Regions from separate parts of the Mus musculus genome. Here region 2 is linked to region 1. Evidence: chromatin loops called from intact Hi-C (ENCODE). Cell type or tissue: left cerebral cortex. All regions are shown on one strand. Each heading gives the region's core, and the rest is flanking DNA. Links, peaks and the distances in the headings are about the cores only.

Evidence for each region. Peaks named below come from ENCODE experiments on the same cell type or tissue, not always from the same donor. Only the 100,000 strongest peaks of a DNase experiment are listed, where the experiment ranks them.
Region 2: it touches region 1 in a loop (2.0-fold over the local background); 10 of 42 quality-filtered maps call a loop at or near these places.

What each region holds. Positions count from the first base shown.
Region 1 is chr2:178,322,334-178,334,028 of GRCm38, reverse strand. It overlaps Phactr3 (phosphatase and actin regulator 3), which reads right to left. Exons shown (of 13, transcript NM_028806.2): 9 at 5,836-5,891; 10 at 2,388-2,449; 11 at 1,067-1,207. Among named protein-coding and RNA genes, the nearest start is that of Sycp2, 79 kb to the left of the region's middle. In left cerebral cortex, for the core only: no CTCF peak of the experiment used is centred there; DNase peaks (open chromatin) are centred at 4,281, 6,179 and 6,505; H3K27ac peaks cover 189 bases.
Region 2 is chr2:178,137,680-178,149,374 of GRCm38, reverse strand. Phactr3 (phosphatase and actin regulator 3) reads right to left here and starts at 7,442. Exons shown (of 13, transcript NM_028806.2): 1 at 6,876-7,442. The coding sequence starts at 6,990. In left cerebral cortex, for the core only: CTCF peaks have their summits at 5,282 (motif pointing left) and 6,548; DNase peaks (open chromatin) are centred at 6,333, 6,861, 7,531, 7,735 and 3 more places; H3K4me3 peaks cover 4,003 bases; H3K27ac peaks cover 3,963 bases.

The DNA of each region.
Region 1 (11,695 bases), core at 1,673-9,672:
TTTCAAGTTAAATTATCACCTTTGTATATTGTCAACCATTAATATGTGCTGACACTGCGGTCAAAAATCAGAAAGGAATTACACTGTTGTGTTGTAGTGGGACAGACAACCCTTCCTGCACTAGTAGGTGAGCCTAACACAGACTTGCGAACGAGTTTATAGTAAGATCAGTGCTTTGATTCTCTTACTGTTGTGCTATCAGAAAACCCATGTCATTGGAACTTCTGAGCATTCAGTTCAGTTTTGTACTATGGCAGAAGTAGACTGAGAATCTTTTTAGAGCCTCTAGTCTTGCCTTTTTTTAGCTTCTCTAAACATTCTATCATGCCTGTCTGTCATAAGAGCCCTTCAAAGCCCAAGAGGGAATATATATTGGAAGTGTAGAAAACCTTCTATATTCAGATAACACTAGCTGCTAAAGATATTCTTTCCCTTTGATCATCTGAGCATGTCCAACTCTATTATAACAGCATTTCTCTAGTTTGATGCATAGGCTTAGAAATGCAAATGGTGTCTGGCATATCCAATGGGTGGATATGGCAGAGTGCATGACCATCCATGGTCAAATCATCTAGAAGGACATAAGCCCAGTTATTATAAGAACAAATAACTAAGTGATTGTATAAATTTTCTCTTCCAAGAAAAATATTCTAAAAGCCTCCTTCACACTCCTGGGCTTAGGTCCTCCTAGATGATCGCATTTGACCATGGATGTTCACTTACCCCTTGTGCTTGGGTCATGTGATTCTTTTTTATACCATCTGTACCAAATTTTGCAGTTCACACATCTATGGTATTTGGAAATTGACATTTCTTAGGGGGATCCTCATGCACTCCACCATGCCCAACCATTGGATATCCCAAACACCATTTGCATTGACAACCCCAAATGTCTTATTATACTGCCAAATGTCTTTCAGACCAGAACTGTCTCCTAGCTCAACTTAATCCTAAATTATCTTCATGGAAACAGCAGTGTAGGGCATAATTTACCTAGTGGTTCACACTGTCTAAGCCCAGCCTGTTCATACGATGTGATTCCTCGACCTGCACAAAAGCAGTGTACCTTATCTGCTGCTGACAGTCTTGTCCAGGGCTTGTCTGCCCTCCTGTCATAGTCCTGTGCTCTTGCTACTTCCACATAATCACTGAAACGGATCAGAATTTTTCTGTCTCTCAATTCATCAACAGTGGGTCTCTGGTTAAGCTAAAATAAAAGAGGATTATAGTTAGATATCATATGCCGCCATTGTTTTCTTATAGTAAGCAGTATATAATAATCTATAAACAACTGTATTTGTGAGTTACCGTGAATATTTTCTAATGTAATTTCAGAATGCATCAAATAATCCTCACATAATCTCTTTCTTCCAACGCCCACCTGTCCTGGCAGAGCACATGGTCACGGAGTGGTTGATGGAGTTGCTGACTAAATTACGTGTGTTCAGCAGTCTGTTATGCTAACCTCCACTCTCAGGAAGAGCTGGAAGGCTGTTGTGTTAGCTCCAAGCTCAACAAAGCATGAGCCTCTGCTGAGAGTCAGCCAGACGGTGGAAATGCTCAGGAGGAAAGGTAGGCTTAGGAGCCTGGAGTTACTTCCTAGGCTAGCCATTGTAAGTCTAAAGATGCGGAATGGAGACCAACAGACTGCTATTCCACAGAAGCAAGCAACAGCAACCTGTAGTCTGTAATCAAGGAACAAGATACGTTGAAGGCAACTAAGAATGACAAGTCTGAAAGGCATGTGTTTCTTAGTGTTAGAAAATGCTCAGTTGCCGTCTGGGGAGGGATTGTAAGTGCTACGTGGGTTTCACTGCCTCCCCAATGGATTGCTATTAGGGCCTCATTCCCTTAGGATATATATACAAAAGGCACTGCTCTTAGAGCAACTGACCCCATGTTGTCTGGAAAAGCCCACAAAGTCACAGTATGCTTTACACTACCACTTCCAAACTGCTGCAGAAGCTTTCTCTAGCCCACATCTATTTACAAAATAAACTGCTTTGATTATAATCCTGTGCAGACTAGTTTTGTCAGTTTGACATAAGTTACAGTCACCTGGGAAGAGGGAATGCCAATTGAGGAATTTCCTCTATCTGATTGACCTGTGACTTATGTCTGTGTGGACATTATCTTGATGATTGATTGGAGAGGGTCCAGCTCACTGTAGGTGGTACCACCCCTGGGCATCTATCCCTGGGTTGTATACAACAATCTGAGCAAGCCATAAAGCAGCATTTCTTCATGGTCTCTGCGTTAGTTCCCCACTCAGTTCCCCGCACGGATGTACTAGGACTTGGAAGTACAAGCAAATGAACCCTTTCCTCCCCGCATTTCTTTGTGTTATTGTGTTTAACACAGCAACAGACAGCAAACTAGAACAGTACCTTTCTTGTTAATCTTTGCTTGATTTCTCTCCTTTCTTCCTGCTCTGTCTGATCATTCCTTTCTGTGAAAGAGAAATAGAAGCAAGTTAAGCATTTCTTGTTACGGATGGACGCAAGTACTGGCTTTCCTAGGGCCCCTTACAGATGACACCATTTGACATATCAGTTTATGTGTTTGCAGTTGCTTTCCCAAAACCTCCTCAGAACTTGCTGGCCTAAGCTGTCACACATGACCATCCTTTTCAGGCTAATTCGTCTCTGCCTTATACAGAAGAAGTATATTTTTGCTACTGTTTGCTTCTGTGGAATAGCTGTCTATTGGTCTCCATGCCACTTGACTATCTTCTCTGTATACTTATATCTAGGAAAACATGGAACATATAGTTTCCATAGCACGACAATCACGCCAGTGTTCAGCACTGAGTGGTACTGTCATCACAGTTGGTTTTCTATCTTTCTGTTTTACAAGTGTGTAAAATGGAACTTTTAGACAACTACCTCAAAACATGAACTTCTAATGATGGGCAACATAATATCAAATATGGACATTCCTACAACCCAGGTGCTTTTCCATTGTGGAAGCATGCATAGACATGACTACCTTCTAAGGGGCCAACAACCCTCAGAATTGACTTTGCCTCATAGGTTGTGTTCATACTGTACTTGGCCACTAAAAGTAGGCCAGCATGTTGAAATATTGTAGTAATGTAAGCCTGGCCCAGGGTTTCAGAGAGAAAAAAGAATGTAGTTCTATTTCTGGCATTCTAGGTGCTAAATAAAGCCTTAGGTTGTCAGCTTTAACAGAACTTCTGCCTAAGAAATAGATCGCACCCAACAGCATACAGAACAGCAGCATGTTTGGGGAAGGGAAATTCTGCAACCTACACCTAATACAATTTTACATTCTATGGTTTTATTTAAATGGTATGTTTCAAACACTACTGTGTTGGGGGAACTGTCTATGTGGGTGTTTAATACATCTGAGTATGCTTTCCAATAGTCTTTTTATTTTAAAAGCTAGTAGACTAGGGGATTTTAGAGAAAAACACAATCACATCATATGCTTGTTTTTTCAGACATATGTGGTAATAAAAAATGCATCGTTGTAAGTTATGGTGACAAAATAGTGAAACAACCAGGAAACCCTGAAAATGTCATCAGGCCAGCCCTGAGAGGCTGAGGCTATGGCATGGAAGTAGTTCTGATTCCTTACAAAGGTCCTGGACAAACCCCACATGTAGTCTCCTTGTAAAAAGACCAAGGAGAAAGCAGGATTCCCCCCACCCACCCCACCCCTTTGTGAAAATGCCATTACCATGGTATATTAAAAAAACAAACAAACAAAAAAGAAAAAAAAACAAAAAACAAAACAAAAACAAAAACAAAAAAAAACAGTTTGGGGAAATTAGTCCAGCACCTTGGATAGCTCCATGTGCAGCTTCCATAGGTATCTAGGAAAGTGTGTTTGCTTCTGATGTGGTGACTAAGAACTTGGCAGCCAGTAGAGGCAGGCCAATGTTCATGTGTTAAAGATGTCACATTTCCTCAGGGCCTTAGCTGCTTCAATAGTAAAATGGGGATGAGAGCACGACTCTCAGATTTGTGGTAAACATTAAGGAACACACACAGAGAGACTGAACCCAGTCATCATATTCAATTAGACCATAAATACATAGAATTCTGAGTGTGTGTCAGATGCACTGACATTTCATAAGTCTCCTTCATTCAGCATTCAGTCACAAGCGCAGATACACGTATTACGCTGCTCTGTGCTGTTCCATATGTGGTAGCCATATCCTTGCCACAGAAGAAAACTGAACCATACAAGTCAAGCAATGGGCTTCTCAGATCCTCCCACTCCAAACAGCTAACAAGGCTTCTGAGCTAAGGCTAAATCTGGCTGGCTGACAAAGACACTGTGTTTATGATGCGTTGCCATGGCCATCACAAGGAAAATCCACTTTCCTCAGCATGCTAAAGGCTAGTGCAGTCAGTTCCAGCTACTTGCTAGCTCTCCTCACACTCACCAGGCAGTCTATTTTTAGGACTCCACCGTTTATTTTAGATAGTAACACAATTAGAAGCATAGGTAGGGGAACCTGGCTGCCCTCGTGAAAGAAAAGACACTGCTGTGGAGGGGAGGAGTGGGACCAGGCTAGTCTGAGCCATGGGACTTTCTTCTTCCTGTGCCAATAGCACACCTGCCTGGAGTACACCCTAAATCTGGAACATCCCCTGTTGAAGCATAGACCATAGTTTTGAATAGTATCAAAGGCATAAGTTTGAATTTTACATTAGGAGCTTTATATTTTAATATGGCTTGAGGCTGCTGACTTGAACAAGTGTCAAATCAGCCACAGTCTATGCAACAGAACAGAATAGCACCACCACGTGAGCTTAAAGAAAGAATTCTTTGCGCGTGTATGTTCTTTCTGTCTTTGTTCATTTCCAAGCTTATTCTCTGTTTAGTTATCAAGACTCTAATGCATGTACAGTAAGTCCAGTGGCCTCCAAATGTAGGCTTTCTATATATATATATATATATAGAGAGAGAGAGATATTTCCCCAGTAGTCTACACAAGAGGGGGTAGGTAGTTTTAAGGCTAAGGATAGTATTAAGGCTAAGACAGAGAAGAATGGGTTTGCTTGCATGTTCAAATCAAGATTCTCTGGCCTCTCTGATAGAACCAGGTCAGTCTTGGTGCTGTTACAACTTTTAAAAAGATGATCACAAACAAAGAACACTCAGGCAAGTAGAGTGTGCAACACACAGCGAGGGACAAGCTTAAGAGTCACACCACTGAACTGATCCAAGGATGACCAACACATTTTGCGGAAAAAGACTTTAAAAACTAGTCCTAGTAGACAGGCACTACTCAGGGCTCGTCTGAGGGTTGGCTACCTTCCATCATCCAAGACCATGAAACTTCCATACAGTGGACATTATTGCTGGACATCTGGGCTCAGTACACTCCAGATTCACGCCTAATTGGGGAAACAAGGCCAGAGGTACAGAGGGTGCTGGAATCCAAAGTTCTGAGCCACGGAAGTTTCCCTGCTCCAGTGAGCCAGCTGTTTATTTCTCCTAGGTGGAACAAGTGACTGGGTCTGAAATTTCTAATGTCCTTAGGAATCCCACTGCAAACTCCCTAGGAGCTCTGCTTAGCACCCAACATGCACAGGGCTAATGATTCATTTCCCTTGGGTCAACAGGTCCAGCTAATCTGAAGATAAGAGTGTCTTTAATTATGCTAGGAAGAGAGCTATTTTTATTTCATTTTAGAAGGAGCTTTCTGAATACAATCACTTTAAGGTTTTTCTTTCAGAATCTCTTAGCTGTTCAGATTAAAGGAACCTGCAGAGCTGGGCTGGGCTGTGAGAGCTCAGATTCCTGCAGCAGCCTTAGCACACGTGAGGGAAACCTCTAGAGGAATCTCCTGCTACTCACGTTTCAGGATATTTCTTCTCTCCAGTTCCTCCACGGCGGGTCTCTGGCTCAGCCTTCTGCGGAAAAACACTAAGATTATGTTTTGCACCATGGTGGCCGCCTGAAAGTTCTGCCCAGGTCTGTGCAGTGAGAGGTGTCTGGCATACACCCCTGAAGTTCAAGATCACCTTCTTCCAAAGGGTAGAAAAGAGTGGACCACTAGAGCCTCTTGCTGGCAAAATCAAGTCAGACTTCCCCGTGGGCGGGAAAGCCAGTCCACGGAGCCACCGCTGAGGAAGTCCTTGCTGCACTCCACATCACCACCTGCTCCCTGCCTGGTGTGTACACTTCACCCAGCCACATGCGTGCTGAAGCAGTGCAGAGATTCATTCAGGAGAGTCTTTCCCTGCCCACTAGCTTAGGAAGAAGCAGGCAGCACCACTGCTGGGGTTCAGGCTTCTGGTTGCAGCCATGCCCCCAGATCCTTGCTTCCAGGCATCAGCTCCATCCTCCATCCTCAGGACCAGGAAATCAGCCCAAGAATACAGCCAGTTGCCTGCCAGGCTGAGAGGAGCCTCCTCTGCCCTGCCCCACCCAGGGGGAGTGTCCAGGGCCAGCTGAGGAGCCTTGCCTGTCTTCAGTGAGCACACAGCTCTAACACCAATGACAGTTGGGGATCTCCCAGCTAACAGGGAAGGGAGCCGCCCACGCATGCGCGCCAGCGAGCGCCTCCCGCCTGCCTTCCTCCTCCCTCCTCCCCTCTCTGCCTCCAGCAGCTCCAACGAGAGTGCCAGTGTTCTGTGTGAAGACAAATTACTATTTCCTTTTCAGATGGTCTCTGGCTCAGGGAATTGGAGGACGCAGCCCCCCCCCTCCCCAAATAAAACATCAAAACTCCACAAAACATAAACAAAGGGCTTGTCAGGAGAGGGAGGCATAATTAGACAAAACCAATGCCAAGCTCCAATTATTTCTATCTAAAATAATGGCCTTGGGTTGCAGCCAGAAGCCTTCCTACTTCCGGATCCTCAGCCACCACAGAGAAACATCAGGGCTGAGGCACTGAATACTCAGAGTCAGGGGCTATAACATTTTGCCCCTGTAAAAGTGCTGTCTCCAGAAATCGTGTCTATTTATAACCCCTGTCCCAGCACAAAGCTTGGGGCGTGGTGTGTCTGCTCCACACCTCCCTCTGCACTGGAGCACAAGTTTGCTTTGGCCTCCCCAGAACCTTGTCTGCCAGCTCTTCCAGGATGGGGGTGGCCTCCACCCTACTTCTAATGTTCCCTGAGATTTGAACCTGGACCCTGACAACTTCTGGCTGGCAGCCAGAATCAAGCATTTCCCCATCTATCCTAGGTAATATCTGCCAAATGTGGCCCTTGCTCCCTACTGCTATGGCCCTAAACCCTCTCAAATGACCATGGACTACCAGCTATGCATCATATACTGTTCTAAGCCCTGTGAACACATTGCTGAGCCTGGAAGGTTTGGGAGAGCTCACCATCCAAAAGAAAAGGAAGGTGAACAAGAAACAAAAATCACCAGCAATTTCATAGTGGCCTGGACGTAGAATAAATGAATCAAGGAATAAGAGACCAGGCAAGGCAGGGGAACCTGGGGAAAGTGCAGTTGCACTGAGACCCTGGTGACAAAGGGGTCAGCCATAGGAGATTACACTCTTGATAGAATCTCTCCTAACTTCTCATTTGCTGGGCTTGAAGACCAAGGGAAGAAAGAGAGACAACATGACAATCTGCTGGAGTTAAGCCCACAGGTCTTGGAGGGCATGCTATGTGAGCAGACTATCTTGTGCCAAGTGTGGTTCTGGGCTGGGAGATGATGACATGGATGGAGATGATGACATGGAGATGACATGGAGATGATGGCATGGAATAAGGTGTTCTCCCCCGAGTCCGCTCAAGAAGCACCACGCAGACAGGGATTATCCAGGCAGGTTATGGCATAATAGGCAATATGGCAGAACAGAAGGCGACGGGCTTTGGAAGACGGAGGACAAACCCTGGTGATCAGAGCTTGGGACACGACATTTCCTGGCTAAGTATGCGTAGGCAGGGCACTTGGCTCTTCTGAGTCCTACGTCTCACACACAACGAGGACTAAACAGATCTTCAAAGAGTTGTAGAGACTGAGTCGATGTAGAATGGCTCTTCATAACATTTGCTTGGAATTCAGAAATCTCTCAAGAATTCACACCACCTCAAGGATGGCCATACCCAAGGGCTGTAAGGTCAGGATGACTGGCCAAGGGTTGTAAGGTCAGGATGGTTGTGGGCAAGGCTTTAAGGTCCTTGTGAATCAGGATTCAGGTTGTCAATGCATACCTTCCCTGACATTTATAAGTAAATATTTTCTTCAGAAAAACAATCCTAGCAGGACTTTGTTCCCTAATACCTGATTACACGCGTTGATTGTGTGAAGTGTTCACCTGTGTCAGGTACTTCTTCCTAGCCCCAAATGGCATTCTTCAAGTCTACAACCCAGCAGAAGACAGAGACCGGAGGGACTTAATACACTGGCCTGGGCCTGGAAAAGTCAAACTGCTCAGACTCTCCTCTCTTTACTTGTGTCCAGGACCCCACCGATGACTATGGTCAGCTACACCAGGGCAGCTGAATTGCCACAAAGCCCCTTGGCTGGCTATTCTAAGAATCTCACAGGACCAAGCACATCTGGCTCTGGTAAGTTACTGGCCCATCTGCCAAGCCAGGCCTGGGAGGCCAGACTCTTCTTCCCACAGTATTGTACCCATAGATAACTTGTGGAAAAGCTCACCTCTAAGATAGAAGCATTTTTTTTAACTAGCATGTACTGCCCAGGCCAGGTATAAAACCCTGGAAAGAAAACGTTCTTAGAGGCTTTGACCAACTGAGCTTTAGTTTGGGGAACAAAGCCTGGCACCCGAGTTAATGAGGTCTCACCCCTGCCCCCCCCCCAAACCACGCATCTGAGACCCTGTGAGACTGGAACAGCATGGGAGCCTGACATCCAAATACCTGGTCTCAACCCAGGCCACAAGAGCCCCGGGAACAAAAATTAGAACTCACAGCTGGATCCAAAGCAGGGAGAGCTAGAACCATAGCAGATGGGGCAGCAGCTGCAGGAGAGACAAGAAGCCTGATCTTCAGGACAGATGGGCAGGCTGAGGCTAGAGAGAGAGGTTCCCACAGTGGAAAGTGATGCCTTGGCTGTGATGCAGTGGCCACTCAGACCACGAGGACATTTTGTGGGTAGCACCACAGCCTTGGGAAGGAAGGCGCTGAAGGAGCTCATTACTCATGGTCCTAGAACTCCATGACAGTGGGCCTGTCACACCTTGTTGCCAGTGAGCTCAGACAGGCAGGTGTTGGTGAAGGATGGAAAGAATGTTGCCGGGTCTTCTCTCATTCCCCGGACTAGCATCCAGGCTGGACAGTGCTATCACTTTGGTGCCATCATCTTATGGACAAGGAGCCAGGAAACAGCAAGAAATTGCTCTAGCGGAAGAACTCTGGAAGCCAAGGAGGCCAGGAGCACTGAGAGGTGCAGAGAAGGCCCAGGGGCATCACTGCCCAGTAGGATGCATAGCTCTTGGCTCTCATTGCTGCTGCCCTGCCCTGCCCATGGTTTGGTGACAGTGACTTACCACCTGGAGCTGACTCCCTACAGTGAGGCTTGATGGGGTAGCTAAGTACAGCACCATGGGGCTGAAAGGCCCCAAGGAAAGAAATATTGCAACACAGTAGCATCCAGTCCTACACAGAGGAGAGAGTGTTGGAAGGCCGGAGGAACAGAACAGGCTAGGACGGTACTTCACCCAGTGCCGGCAAGCATCACAGATTCCAGGCATCCACGAATCCCTGTTGGATCGAGTGCAGGGGAGCTGATAGGGAAGTGACGCCCTCAGTGGATTTCTGTGGCTGTCAACCTGAAAGTCACTTATAGCTCGCACTGTGACTCCAAGAATGGGCAGTCAGGGCACAGGGAGGCAGAGAGAAATGGTAGGTTGGAGTATAGAGATTGAGGTAGCCAGCAGCGATGCCCAGGTAAGTACTGAGGGTAAAGAGGAGCCTCCTCATTCCTGTCTGTGGAAGGCTGGCAAGCTTCTGCTATGCTAGGCCAGTACCCAGAGTCAGCACACTAACTTCTGAAAACCAGACTCAGCTCTACCCTGGCCACTGGCTACCAGGGTTCATGTTCTCCCCATCCTGGGCCTGTACTGTGTGATCCCCTGCCTCAGCAATGTACAGGGCTAAGAGGATTAGCATAGACCAAATGTAGGTAGACATCAGCATTGTGGCTATTGTCCCCCACAGCGTAGAGCCTGGGTCTCCACTCTGCTGGCAGCCCCACTGTGGGCCTGAACCCATAGGAAGAGCTGTTACATAGGGAAGGTTCCCTCCTTTAGACATACTCTTTTTCAGATACTTCCACTTCTGCCTCAGACACGCTTTCCTCCTTCACATATGCCCTCCTCCCTAAGGTACTCAGATAGTTCTCAGTCCTCCCTCCTCCCTCCTCCCGCACAGATCCACAGCCTGCTCCAGCACACTTCTCTCCTTTAACACACACACATAGACACAGACATAAACACACAGACACAGAGACACACAAACCAGTGCCATTTCCACGACTGCAGGGCAGAAGGCACATGTGGCGTTCATGCTGGTGTCCTTTACCCATGCCTGCCCCACCCTAGCTCCCAAGCACCCAGGCACTGGCTTGTCTGCTTACTCTCAGATACCTGGAGTCCAGTTTCTGCCTTTCTGCTAACCTTCAGCCTTGGACCATACAGTGCATCTGCCAAGAGCCACTGTCCTCTCACATGTCCTTTCTACTATCCTGTGAGTTCCCTAGAGATGCAAACTTGAGGTGACTCCTGACTTTGTCCTGGCTCCAGTTGGCAAAGGCATCCAGCAAGAATGGGCCATTTCTGTGCTCAGTTCTGCAGCCTGGAAGCAAGGGCCCCAGCCTGTTTGCACATAATGGCTGTGGTCACTGAGTTGTGCAGGACTCAATGTATATAAGCTCCTCTGACCCTGCTTAAGGGTTCCACTTGTCAGGTGATCACCCAGACTAAGCCAGAGAGAAATGCTATCACAGGCTTCTCCAGACGGCCTGACCAGGGGGGCCCTGTTCACGTTTAGTGGGATGCTGGGACTCAAAGCTATGACCATGGCTGTCCCGGAAGAAGGTCTTGATGTGGGTCAGACCAGGCTTAACTACAAAGGGGACGGAAAGTTGAGGTAGAGTAGGTCAATGCGGGGAGCTGCCAAAGAAGTACAGTCTAGCTGCCACTTCTGGTCCCACAGCACATGCTCTTTCAGACTGACACCTCAGAGCTCCTGTGAGGACGACACTGGGAACACCACCACAGAACGCTCTAGAGATCATTGTGTTTAGTTAATTAGGCAGACACAGAAAGACAGATACCTTGATTTCACTCATACGTGCAAACCACATCTGAGCTCGCAGAACCAGAGTGTAGACTAGAGTGACTGCTGCCTTGGGACAAAGCCACGGCCACCGTGAAGGAACAAACACTGGTATCTGGTCCCTCGGGATGAGAACAGTGGACAGGAGCATCTGTATAGATCATGTGAGACTCCAAATTCCAGGAAAGGTGATTCTGGACGTTCTCGTCACGTGCTCATGCACACCTACGACATCTCAATGTATCACACTCTCAAAAGCTGTTGTCTGCCCACGAAGACCATCCCAAGACATACAGATCGCCAACGCACAAAGCGAGATGAGGTTTTGTGGGCAAAGAGGTCTCAGTGCTTTTCTTACTATCACACATTCCATGTCATTACATGTAAACATCTTTCCACCATGTATGTAAGAACGACAGGAGCCTTTGTATGAAATTAGAGCAAGC
Region 2 (11,695 bases), core at 2,246-10,245, 190 kb after region 1:
CAGAGCCATTTTCCTGCCCCAGGGCAGATCCTGATCTAATTTATTTAAACCACCAAGTCAAGGTAAGACCTAATTGGATAATTTGTCAATATTAAATATCACATCTTCCATAAATATGTGGATTATCATGATAGCTCCTGGTAGAGGCTCTCTACTGGGTTACTACCCCACTAGGGACCACTTCTGTGCCAGGTTCCTTTCATGACTGTGAATTCTATCTATAGACAATACAGTTGGGCCCCTGAACAAAACGAGTTGTAGGGTATGGGATGAAAAAAATTTCAAAGCTAGAAATAATGGGTCTCAAATTCTCTGACACACTTGGTTAGAGGCAAGCTGCCTTGATTCTTGTGGTATCTCTGCCTACTCTGCTTACCCTAGGACAGCCCAGCCTGCACACACCCACCTGTTCCCGTGCCGAAGTCTTCAGTCTGCTCTGACTTCTCCCTAGAAGTCGAGGTCACTGGCAAAGATAACAAGCTCATCACAACAAGACAACCAGCAAACACGTGTCTAAACCCACTCACCAAAGACCAGCATGCCAGCCAATAGCTATTAGGAGAGAAGATAAAGTGGAGATTCAGGGCAGGTCCTGGCTATAAGCTTGGATATAGAAGCTCAGAAGTACAGTTTCCACATCAAGGACCTGGGGGCAGAGGAATGTCGAGCAAGGGAAAGAGGTGATGGCGAAGCCTTTGGAGTCAATGTCTGGGGGTCAGCTGCTCACACATCATATGGCTTTGACATATGGAGGACCAGAACACAGAAATGTTTATCCTCCCCATCATCCTGACATCAGTAAGTGAGGTAAGCACTTGACCCTGAGGGACATTGTCCTCAACACCCTGACAGAGCCAGGCACCAGGGCACTGGGACTGGCCCTCCAGTGTCCATCGCAGCTCCCTACCTTCCTCTTCACTGGTTCAGAGCTTCCCTAGACTTGTTAATGACAGATGGGGTCATTCCAGGAGATGCTGGGATGTGGAGACGCCTAATAGCTATGCCCACAAATGTCCTCACTGTGGACCAGCAGAATGCAGGACAGTAACTCAGCATTAGGCCATCTCTCCAGTACTGAGGGGGAGCCTGGGACCTTAGGCATACTTGACAATCATTCTACCACTGAGGTGTTTCTCCAGTATCTTTCAATTTTTAATTTTAAGATACTAAGTTGCTTGACATAATCAGACCAAGGAGGACTGGGAATCCCTCCAGCATGCGACCCAAGACCACAGAAACATACTGCCATATCTGCCAGTCAAGTCTGGGGAGTCAGTCCTTCAGGGAACCTCCAGGCTTAGAGCATCACTGGTAAGCAAGCTGTCTACAGACTAGAACATTCAAGATCTGCTGTTTCCAACATGGAGACCATAGTGCCACATGACTACCAAACACTTGAAAAGGGGCCAATGTATGTGGAGAAATGCAATTGTCATTTTAACTGTGTTTTGTGTGTGTGTTCAAGATGTCACCTGCAACCAGTGGCTAGAGTGACAGTCAGGCCAGAAAATGTCCATCCGATCAAAGGAGGGAGGTGGGGCTGTGAGATGTCCATCAAATCAAAGTGGGAAGGCAGGGCTGTGTGGTCAAGAAGACAGAAAGGGAGCTGTGCTCTGACATATTTGCATCCAGTATGCTCAGTTCTAACCAGCCATGGCCAATACCTAAAACACTGCTCATGGCCACTGGCTTCTATGTGTGAGCCAGGGAACAGGAACTCCAGAAGTATCCAATCACATTCTGTGTGGACACCCCACACTTCCACAATTAGTAGAAAACACTGCAAGTTTTCAGACTCTGTTTTCATAAAGCATGTAGTTTTTATTTTTAATAACCCTGAAAAACTGACAAGGTAATTACTGCGTAGTTCTACTGCTAATTAAAACATGTAGTCGCTCTGCAAGGGGCCAGAGGGAGATTCCCAGAACTCAGGACTCCAGAGGAAGAGAACACTCGAGGAATACAAATAGAAAGAGCTGTGATCCCTGTTAGCTATACTGTCCTTTGCTCCTCGATACCCCCAGGCAGAGGACCCCATTGAGGGTCAGAGACGAAGGAGTGCCCAGAACCAATGGGCACATCACAGACTCGCTCTTCTGTAGAGTACATGAGAGAAAGAAAGAGAAGGAGACAAAAAAGCTTGAGGCAGTCTCCAGGGTGGGAACGGAGGCAGGGCCCAGAGTGGGAGGTCACAGGGCAAGTGAAAGTTTCCAGGAGGCCAGAGGCAGCTGGATACAGAGCTGTGGGAGAAGGTGTTAAGACCGACTGTCCCATGATGAAACTGTGATAAAGAGAACATTCTAACCAGCTGGAGCTTCTGCCCAGCTATAGGAGGAATGGACCATGGAGGAAGCAGGCACCTCGTCCAGAGTCTACAGGGCTGTGCCTCTCCATCAGTCTGCAACAAGGCAAAGGTGACCCACTTCCGTAGAAGATAGATAGCTGTAAGTTCCTCCTGGATCATTCCCACCTGGCCTATGCCAAACCTCATCAGTTGATAAAGGATAAAGGTCAGGGGGTCACTCCATACCCTAAAATCACAGGATGGCCCTGCCACACAGAGAGACCCTGACCACCACAGACAAGATCACTGAGTGGAGAAGACTTGGTTGGAGGTACTGCCTCATTATACAAATGGTCCCTCCATGTTAAAGCCTGAATGAAGGTCCATCTGAGGCTACGCGAAAACACTCCAAAAGGCATTACAAGTGGCTGTGGGCTGGTCTGTGGTCCTGGCATCTGGAGCCCAAGGAGATGAGCTTCAAGTGGGCAAAGGGGAGACCGAGAGTAGCACAAGGACACACCTGGAAGAACGAACAAGGCGGGAGAACGCTGGAGATGGAAATATAAAGACAGCATGGGGTGCAGGGGGTGACCAGAAACCTGACAGCTCAAGGAGAAAGAGCTGGATTCCCTGGGGACTCTGAGATCCTTGGAAGGAGAGACGCTTGTAGGAACACTCCATGGCTTGTTGCAAGTTTCATTCTGGAAGAAAACCTCACCCCGGATTAGGTACAAAGTACAATTTACAAAAAGAACCCTGCAAATTGCAGAAGGAGCCATGACTGGAGCTGAGACATTGACACACAGGGACAACCAACTTGGGGGAAGTAACTTGAGCCCTGCAAGCCGGTCCACGGCACAGAGGGGGATGCTGAGAAACTGTACAAGAGGAAGCCACAAGAACACGCTCAGTGCAACTGAGGAATTGCAAGTTATCACAGATCCCATTTGTCACCCTTCGTGCTAAGAAACACAAACTCATGACCTGGGGTATTGGCAAGATTTGGGGCAGAAGGTAGTGTCACCGTCTGCAACAGCTCCCGTAAGAAGTGTGAAACAGTATATACTGAGCAGAAAGGGCAATGTCATCACCGTAACAAGTGTGGACTCCTATGGCTCGGAGATCCCATGAGCTGGCATCCGGCTATCATAAGAGCACTAATCAGACTTTGCTCAGGACACCAGCACCATGTTATCCACCATGGGTAAACACGGGACACAACACAACTCCTCACAGCTAAACTAGAAAGCACATTCCTCAGACTATCGCTGCATGACTGCTTACAGAGAGGAGGCGGCTGGGAAATGCTGTCCTCTGAGTACAACAGGTATTATCTCTGTCCCATCTACTGGGACTATCTGCAAAAGACCCCTGAGGTCAGGTGCATTGACTGCAAAGATTCTCTTACAGAGGAGGGGCTAGAGGGCTAATGAACTCCGACCTGAGATCCCAGCCCCTCCTCTCCTCCTCTCCCTGTTAGTTGTATATAATTCTGTCCTACGTCCTTAATGAAATGTGACCTTGTAGCCTTGGGAAGTGCTACAGTATATGAGACCATGGAGGGGTAAAGAACTCCATTCATCCACCCTGGACGGTTGGCCATGCAGTTGTTATCCATGCTGGGGTTAGATCCTCTGGTAGTGGAGCTGTTTTGAAGTTGCCGACATTCCCGTAAGTAGCCACTCATCTATGTTCTGTAAGGAAACCCAATAAACTCTCAGGTTTTTCCATATTAGATTTTGATAGAATTGTGTCTAGATCAGTCATTGGTTTTCTAGAGGGAAGGACTAGCCATTCAGTTACATCTCCTCAGGGCGAGAGTTCTCTAAACAGACATAGACACAGTGGTATGGTAAGCTCCCCATAGCCAAGGCAATTAGATCACACAGTGAAGACTTGCCCACATGCCACACCCCTGTGGCTGTTTTCCACCCATCTGGTCCTGTATCAGGAAGGGAAGAGCAAATATCAGAGTGGGGGACTACAAGGTAGTACTGATGGGGAGAACGAGGGGCCAAAGCAGCCTGAGCTTGGTTTTCCAAGAACGTTTTTGAGATTTGACTAAGAGAATGTCGTTAAATTCAAAATGCCTTGAGGAAGGGTAAAAGCAATTTAGGACTGTTTTATAAAAACAAAGACTCTAGATGGAGGTAGGCCATTCTTCTATGTACCTGAATCTGGCCATTGTGCCGCTACTGGCTGGGTTCAGCATTCAGGAGTGCCCAGCTAGAGCAGCAGGTAGCCAGAGGGAAGGGAACCTGCATGGAGGGTCAAATGAAGGGCTGTGACAAGAACTGACTAGAACATCAGACTCTCTGGAAGCCCTGGCACATCCCAGGCAGTCAGGTGGTACATCACATTTAGCTTGTCTCCCACAACCTTCCACATATGCAAGCACCTTCCACACCCCACCCTTACTGTTTCAGGTTTGTGGATGTCTCTCAACCTGAAGATTTTCTCTTTGGCCAGAACTCCACTGCTGAACACAATCCACAGATGCTCAATACCTGGCCCTACAGTTCATAGAGTTTTAGACTTTTCACTCCCCCATAGCTGCTCGCTTGGCTCCATTCTAACCATTCTAACCTGTCGACGGCTCCAGCACATGTCCTCCCATGCTAGATTTCATCCTGGGCGTCGGAGCCCTCCTCCCTGCTCCCTCGTGGACAGATAGCAGCCCACCTGCCAAACCTGTTACTGCCTCCCACGGATGCATCAGCTCATGGACAGCCAAAGAGCTAAATCCACCATCATTTCAAGTTTGCCTCTTTTTACTGCCAAAGAGACAAAGGAGTGGAAGTAGTTGTCTGGTAAGGGACCATTCACCTTCCACAGTATCTCTGAGAGCTAGGAAAGCTATCTGCCATGGGTGTTACACAGGACTAAGGGAAGACTTCATTAATGACTTAAGGGTCTGCTTGCTGCAGCCTGCCCTGGAAACTATGGAAATCAACTTGCCCTCCTAGAGTCAGGGACTCCCTCTCCTGGCACATTGAGGTGAGCAGATGTGACTGACTCTGCCAAAGTCCTAACAAAGACATCTTATAAGACTCGGTGGGTTTATGGCTTAAAATTTCCATAACAGGTCCTGGTACCCACAGAGCTACTTTATTTTTGTTTATTTATTTATGTTGGTTATTGCATTTTATTTACATTTCAAATGTTGTTGCCTTCCTGGTTTCCCCTCCACAAAACCTCTCATCCCATCCCCACTGCCCTTTACCTCTATGAGGGTACTCCCCTATCCACTCCCCCCCCAATTCCCACCTCACTACTCTAGCATCCCCCTACACTGGGGCCTCCACAGGACCAAGGAGCCATGGCTCCCTCCATATGTACTCTGTAGTTGGTGGTTTAGTTCCTGGGAGCTCGTGGGGGTCCAGTTAGTTGATATTGCTGTTCTTCCTGTGAGATTGCAATCCCCTTCAGCTCCTTCCGTCCTCCCCCTCACTCTTCCACTTTGGGTCCCTCAGAGCTACTTTTTAAAAGGGGGTTTTCTGGGCAGTATAGCTCTTATGGAATCTCTCCCTACAAAGGCAGTCTTTGCTGGCCCCTGGGATTTAATGCCATTATTTAACAATCATTTAACACCATTCAGCCCCCATTCATGAGTCCTTGGATTTAAAGAGAAGTGTACAAAGGAAGGCAAGGCAAGGTGTTATCAAACAGCAACTAAGAGGGATTGCACCTCATGAAGACACAGAACTGAGCCCCTCCACTTGACACACACACCAGCTCTGATTTTTTTTTTTTTTTTGAAAGATCCATTTCAGAAGCTCTGACTTCTCCCCAGAAGTGAAAATTGCCTTCTGGTGGAGAAAGGTTTTAATGATCACTTTGCTTCCTGCGTCTCCATGGTGACAGAGCACACAGCCCACCCCCTCCTGCTTCATTAGGCCTTTCTTGGTCCCAAGGAAAGTCATCAATCAAGCCACATAGATGCCTCTGTGACCTGTTTATCACCTAAACAATCCACATTGCCTTGAATGTGGAAGAGTGGACACAGAGCAGAAAGAAACCCCGGCAATGCCCGTTGGCCTCACACCCTTCATTTCCCCACAGCAGCTCTGTCCAGCACACCTGTCCCGGGAGGCGGGCGCGCCCAGGTGCGCCAGACCTGGCTGGAGTCCTGGTGCCCATTGACAGCCTTGGGCACGGTGGCTGCAGGAGTGTACTGCTGCCCTGATCCTTCGGGTGGGGACCCTGTACAGGACCATAGAAGGGCCTGGACAGAGGGCAGAGTAGGCACCAGCCCTGGGCGGAGGTGACACGAAGACCCTTCCACTGGTCAGTCAGCTGCCCACCATGGCACTCCCTACTGGGGGTTCAAAGACCAGCAGCCAGCCAACAGAGCACACTGCAGAATACCTAGCTCTACCAGCAAAGCGGTTCCTCTCTGGACAAAGGGCTCCGAGGCAGCCCTGTTTGCTGGGGACAGGAATCACGGGCCCTCGTGGCACCTGAATCGGATCGCTGTCCCCCCCAGTAAAGGCGGGGGCGGGGGGAGCTGTGGCGCGTGGGGACATGGTCCCCATGCCACCTGCCTCGTGTCTCCCCCACCCCGCCTGGCCGCCCCCGCCGGGCCCAGTACCTGGGTTCTCCCCGGCGTCCGTGGAGGTGGCTGAGGAGTCGCTGAGGAAGCTGGGGTCACTCTGCGAGCGGCCCCGCGACACAAGGCAGCTGCTGCCGTCCTCGGATGCGGCCATGGGAAAGGCGACGCAGGGGCAAGTTGGAGGGAGATGCGGAATCAGAGCATCCTAGGCGGCCAAGGTCACCGGCGAGGGGGCTGGAGAGGGCGTCTTTTTTAAAAGGAAAAGCAAAAGGGACCAGGAAAGAAAAAGAACGGAGGAGGACGCCAGGCTGGCTTCAGGGTGGGGAGACAAAAGCCTTGCAGGCTGCAGCCAGGCGCATCCCGGCTTGCGCGGCCTCGCTTTGTTATTTATTCGTATTTATTCCCATTCTTCTGCTTATATTCCAGGGGAAAAAAAAAAGTTGAACCAGGAAATAAAAACTTTTTCTTGTCAGTGTTTATGGCGTGCTTGGGGCTGGGGGAGATGTCCAGGAATGTCTGGGGGTGCTCCCTCCCCCCACCCCACCCCCCACCCCCCCGAAAAAAAGGGAAAAAGGAGAATCTTTGCTCTTGCAATTGCTTTAATCTGAAAGCTGTTCTTGGAGCATCTGTTGGAAAACATTAGGATTCTCCCATCATGCCATGGGAGGAGCATGACGTCACGAAGCTGGGAGTGAGAATGAGTGGTGATGGGGAGGGGTCTCAAATACCTGGACTGTCAGAGGCCGGGGAGACATATGGACTGGATCGTAGGTTATGATCCGCCCACCACCATACCTGGGGCTCTAGGACAGAAAGCAGCCACATGCCCTCTCCCCCCTCCCCAGTCTTTCCTCCCACCCCGCCCTCCACCAACAGGAAAGGAGGAGCCCTGAGGCGAGGGCGGTGCCTCCCTTGAAGGCACTCTCCAGGCAGATCCTGGCGGCTGGTTTTCCTGGCCCTCCTCTTGGAGATGGTTATGACATGGTCTTCCCTATGCTCACCTATCCACAACGAAAAGGGGGCAGCATCAAGTGCCTGGTCAGGACCTGTGGGGCACTACTCTCTTCCCCTCTATCCATTCCTTAGCCCATAGGCATAGGTGCCTGTCAGGGAGTTTCACCTTTAAGGAAACTGAGGGGACCAAGGACTAGAGGGAACAGCAAGGAAGTTCCCTCCCCCTTGCCTAAGGAAGCCTTTCTCCCTTTCCTAGGAGGAGCTTGGAGGTGAGCTGGCAACTCCTCTCCCCTGCAGTGGGAAAAACTAGGAAAGGAAAGTCTTATAAGGGTCGGGGACCTTGCTGTGTCACCTCGCTGGGTTGGAAGATGCCCAGGGGATACTGCAAGAAATAGGAAAAGTGCTTAGACTTCACTCTTGGGCAGATGATGGCTCAAGTTCCAAAATAAAGTTCTAAAATTCAAAGCAGCATAGAAAACCCACTCTTTCTGATCACTGGGCACACACTAGGCAGGAGAGCCTTAAATTGTAGACTAGGTCATTCTCAGACCCTGGCTGGCACACACATTGTAAGGATGTGGCTTCCTGGTTGGTGTGCAGATCCCTGTCCAAGAAGTTCCCGGCCTCAGTAATCTGGAGTGGGAGCTCAATCTCCTCTTCTTTCCCTCCCTCCCTCCCTCCCTCCCTCCCTCCCTCCCTCCCTCCCTCCCTCCCTCCCTCCCTCCCTCCTTTCCATAAACTCTCTGGAATAAATGAACTAGATGCACCTCAAGACTGAGCAGGAGACCACCCTTCATGGTGGTCCAAAAACACAAGCAAACCAGCCATCTGTCAACTGATTAGTGTCATATGGTGGCTCCCACCTGTAATCCCCACATTCCAGAGGCTGACTGGGGTGGAATTCATGACTTTGGAGCCACCCCAGCTAGGGGCTAGACAGTGAAAACCTATCTCCAAGAAAAAGAGTGAGATGTAAGCATCGTGGCAGGCCAGGAGACACACGCACGAGAGAAGACAGCATGAGATGTTCTCTCTCTTCTGACCCCATTGCAAAGAGGCATTGAAGGATAAAAGTGAGGCTTTGTGGGTGCCCAGGACAGGGCAGTGAGCAGAACAGGAAGGAGATTATAGCCAAATGGGTGCACGGTTTCCTTGAGGTAACCCCAGATACTCAGGATAATCTAAAATTGGCCTGTGGGAACAGTTTCCTGACTCTACATTCACTAAAAATCCACAGACGTCTACATGCTACAGGGGTGAGCTTTGTAGTACGCCAGTTATTTTAGAAAAGTTTTCTTTTTTCCTTTAAAATGTGCATGGAGGTGTTAGGCTGATGTTGGGTCTGAAGAGCACTTGGATTTCCCCTCTCACCTGCTGAGGCTCTCACCTGGCAGCCTACCTGTCCCCCCTTCAGAATCAAGTGAACAACGGTATCCTGGGTTAGAAAACCTAAAGCTGTTTCTCCCCAACTTAGAGTAACCCTGAGGACCAATGTGGCTGCCCCAGGGCATCTGGAAACACACACACACACACACACACACACACACACACACACACACACACACACTGACACACAGTATGTGAACCCAGAAGAGATAAGGAAAAGCCCACAGGAGGACCAGTTCACTCCCACATTGTCCGAGCAGGCTACATTCTTACAGAGAGTGCTGATTCATAGATGTGTCTGCCAGTCTATCAAAGATTTCCTGAGCACCGTCTGTGTGGCTACACCTGCGATTTCCCAGAGAAGCATAGTAAACAAATGGGGCCTGGCGTTGGTTTGGTAGTACTCTATGGATAACTCACAGACAAGCCATGAGGCTGAGAGGGAGGCCTCCCTGGAGGAGGGGTGGGCCTGGTGAGAAGAAATGATGTTCAGGGAACAAAGGCATGAGAAAGCAGCCAATCAGGACCATGGGAGGTATCTCCAGGTAAAGGGAAGATCCGGGACAAAGCTCATTGGAAGGATAACACAGATTTCTACCATTCCTGCAAAGAGGCAGGGCCCAGCCTGGTGTCCTGTACCCTCCTGGCAGGGCCCAGCTTGGTGTTCCGTGAGCCCCATCACCCCTTGTCTTCTTTGGAGTTTGCCTCTTGTTCAAGAATGGAGCAAAGCAACCAGAGGCAGAGGTGTATCTCCAAAGGACCTTTTGGCTGCTGTTGAGGAGGCACAGGCTGATGGGATGGGGGTGGGGGATCATGGAGGTGGAATAAGAAGATGTCAAATTTGTGGGGTAGAAGCTGAGGCTGGGCTGGGGGAGTCAGAGTCAGTGGGCAGGCGAGCTGCAGATAGAAGAGGTGTGGATGAGAGACGGAAGCCAGCTTTGATGGTTTGATGATGCTACACTGGTAGGGGGGCCAAGGGAACCTCGAGTCTAACAGTGACAGGTGAGCTGGAGGTCCAGAGAAGGGGGGACCAAGTATCACAGGGGTGTTCTCCATCAAGCTTGGTGGTAGGAAGGCACAACCCACAGCAAGACAGACCTGTTCTGCTCCAACGTTCTCAAGCCTGAGGGACCCTCTCAAGGCCTGCATTTCTACAACTGTAAACTGAACACAGCCTCTGCTGGCCAGTAGAGTGACTCAAGGTCCAATGGTGGGTGCTAACCCAGTGCTGGGTCACATGACCTACTCTGTGCAGACAGCTTCTGCAGGCTGGCCTGTCCCCCTTGGAGAACATACACAGCCAGGCTGTAAGCTGTAGGGTGCATGACATTGTGAGTGAATATGTGCTGTTGACAAGGACACGGCCATGTTAAAGACCACAGAGTCTCAAACCCACAGAGGAAGACAAGGCCTTCCTTCCCCTGGGGCGAGGCACAGATGTATGTCGGGCTCTCCTCTTGTGCAATTGTGGATGGTGACAGTGTGTGCAGAAAATGTCCACCGTAGCTTTCACCACACCCTGGTGCTCCCAGATTAGCAGCCCACCTCCTTGATCCAACCTCATAGATCCTGCCTCCTTCTCCAGAGACACATAGTAACCCTGTCTCTATGGCCAACTTTATACAGTAAACAGGCCATGTGTCTCGGGTGCTGCGGTAGACGAGAACCCAGACCTCCAGATCCCAGGCCTCTGTCTGTCTGTCTTTGTCTTGTCTTCATTTCCCCTCTGTCTCAGTCGGGTCCATCTTTAGAACCATGCTGGATGCTGCAGTGAGCTGTGGTCCCTCACAGGCTTGTTACCAGGCAGGGACATGGATGGTCACTGGGATCTGCATCTCTTTCACACGAGTGCCTATCAGCTCCTTGTTCCCTTGAGCTAAGTATCTGGACACCCTACAGAGATAATAATGCAAGCCATTCCTTCAGAGTGGGGGAGTAGTGTCTGTCACTAGCTACACAGGGCACACTACCTACAGTAGTGTCACCAGCTACACAGGGCACACTAGCTACAGTAGTGTCAGTAACTACACAGGGATTTCTGTCAAGTTTGCCTGTTGGTGCCTGTCATTCAGGCACTAGCATCCAGTGAGCAGTGCTATTAGCCAGACAAGAAAAGGAATACATATGGGAGTGTCTGGCCACACAGGCCCTGACCTGGAAGTGAGGATTCCAGCTCCATGTGATATCAGAGGCCATCCTAGTTCCAGTCCCATTTAGTGCAAAAGACAGCACGTTGATACACATCAGGACCCCACCAATGTCTCTTCACCTTTACTGTTTTTGAAAACACAGAACTAGCAAACTTCAGATACTTAAAAAGAACTTCTCAATCGATGTCTTTGGCTGAATCTCAAGGGCCAGCTTAAGAGGCACAAAGGTCAATATACCCAGAACTTGGAAATTTCAGCATTGAGTCAAGTTCGTCAGCTGGATGAGCAAGCAGCCAGCTCTGCCCTCTGCTGGCCATGAGGAGAAACTGCACCCAACGCTTGCCTGACAGCTTTGAACTTGGTTCTCTT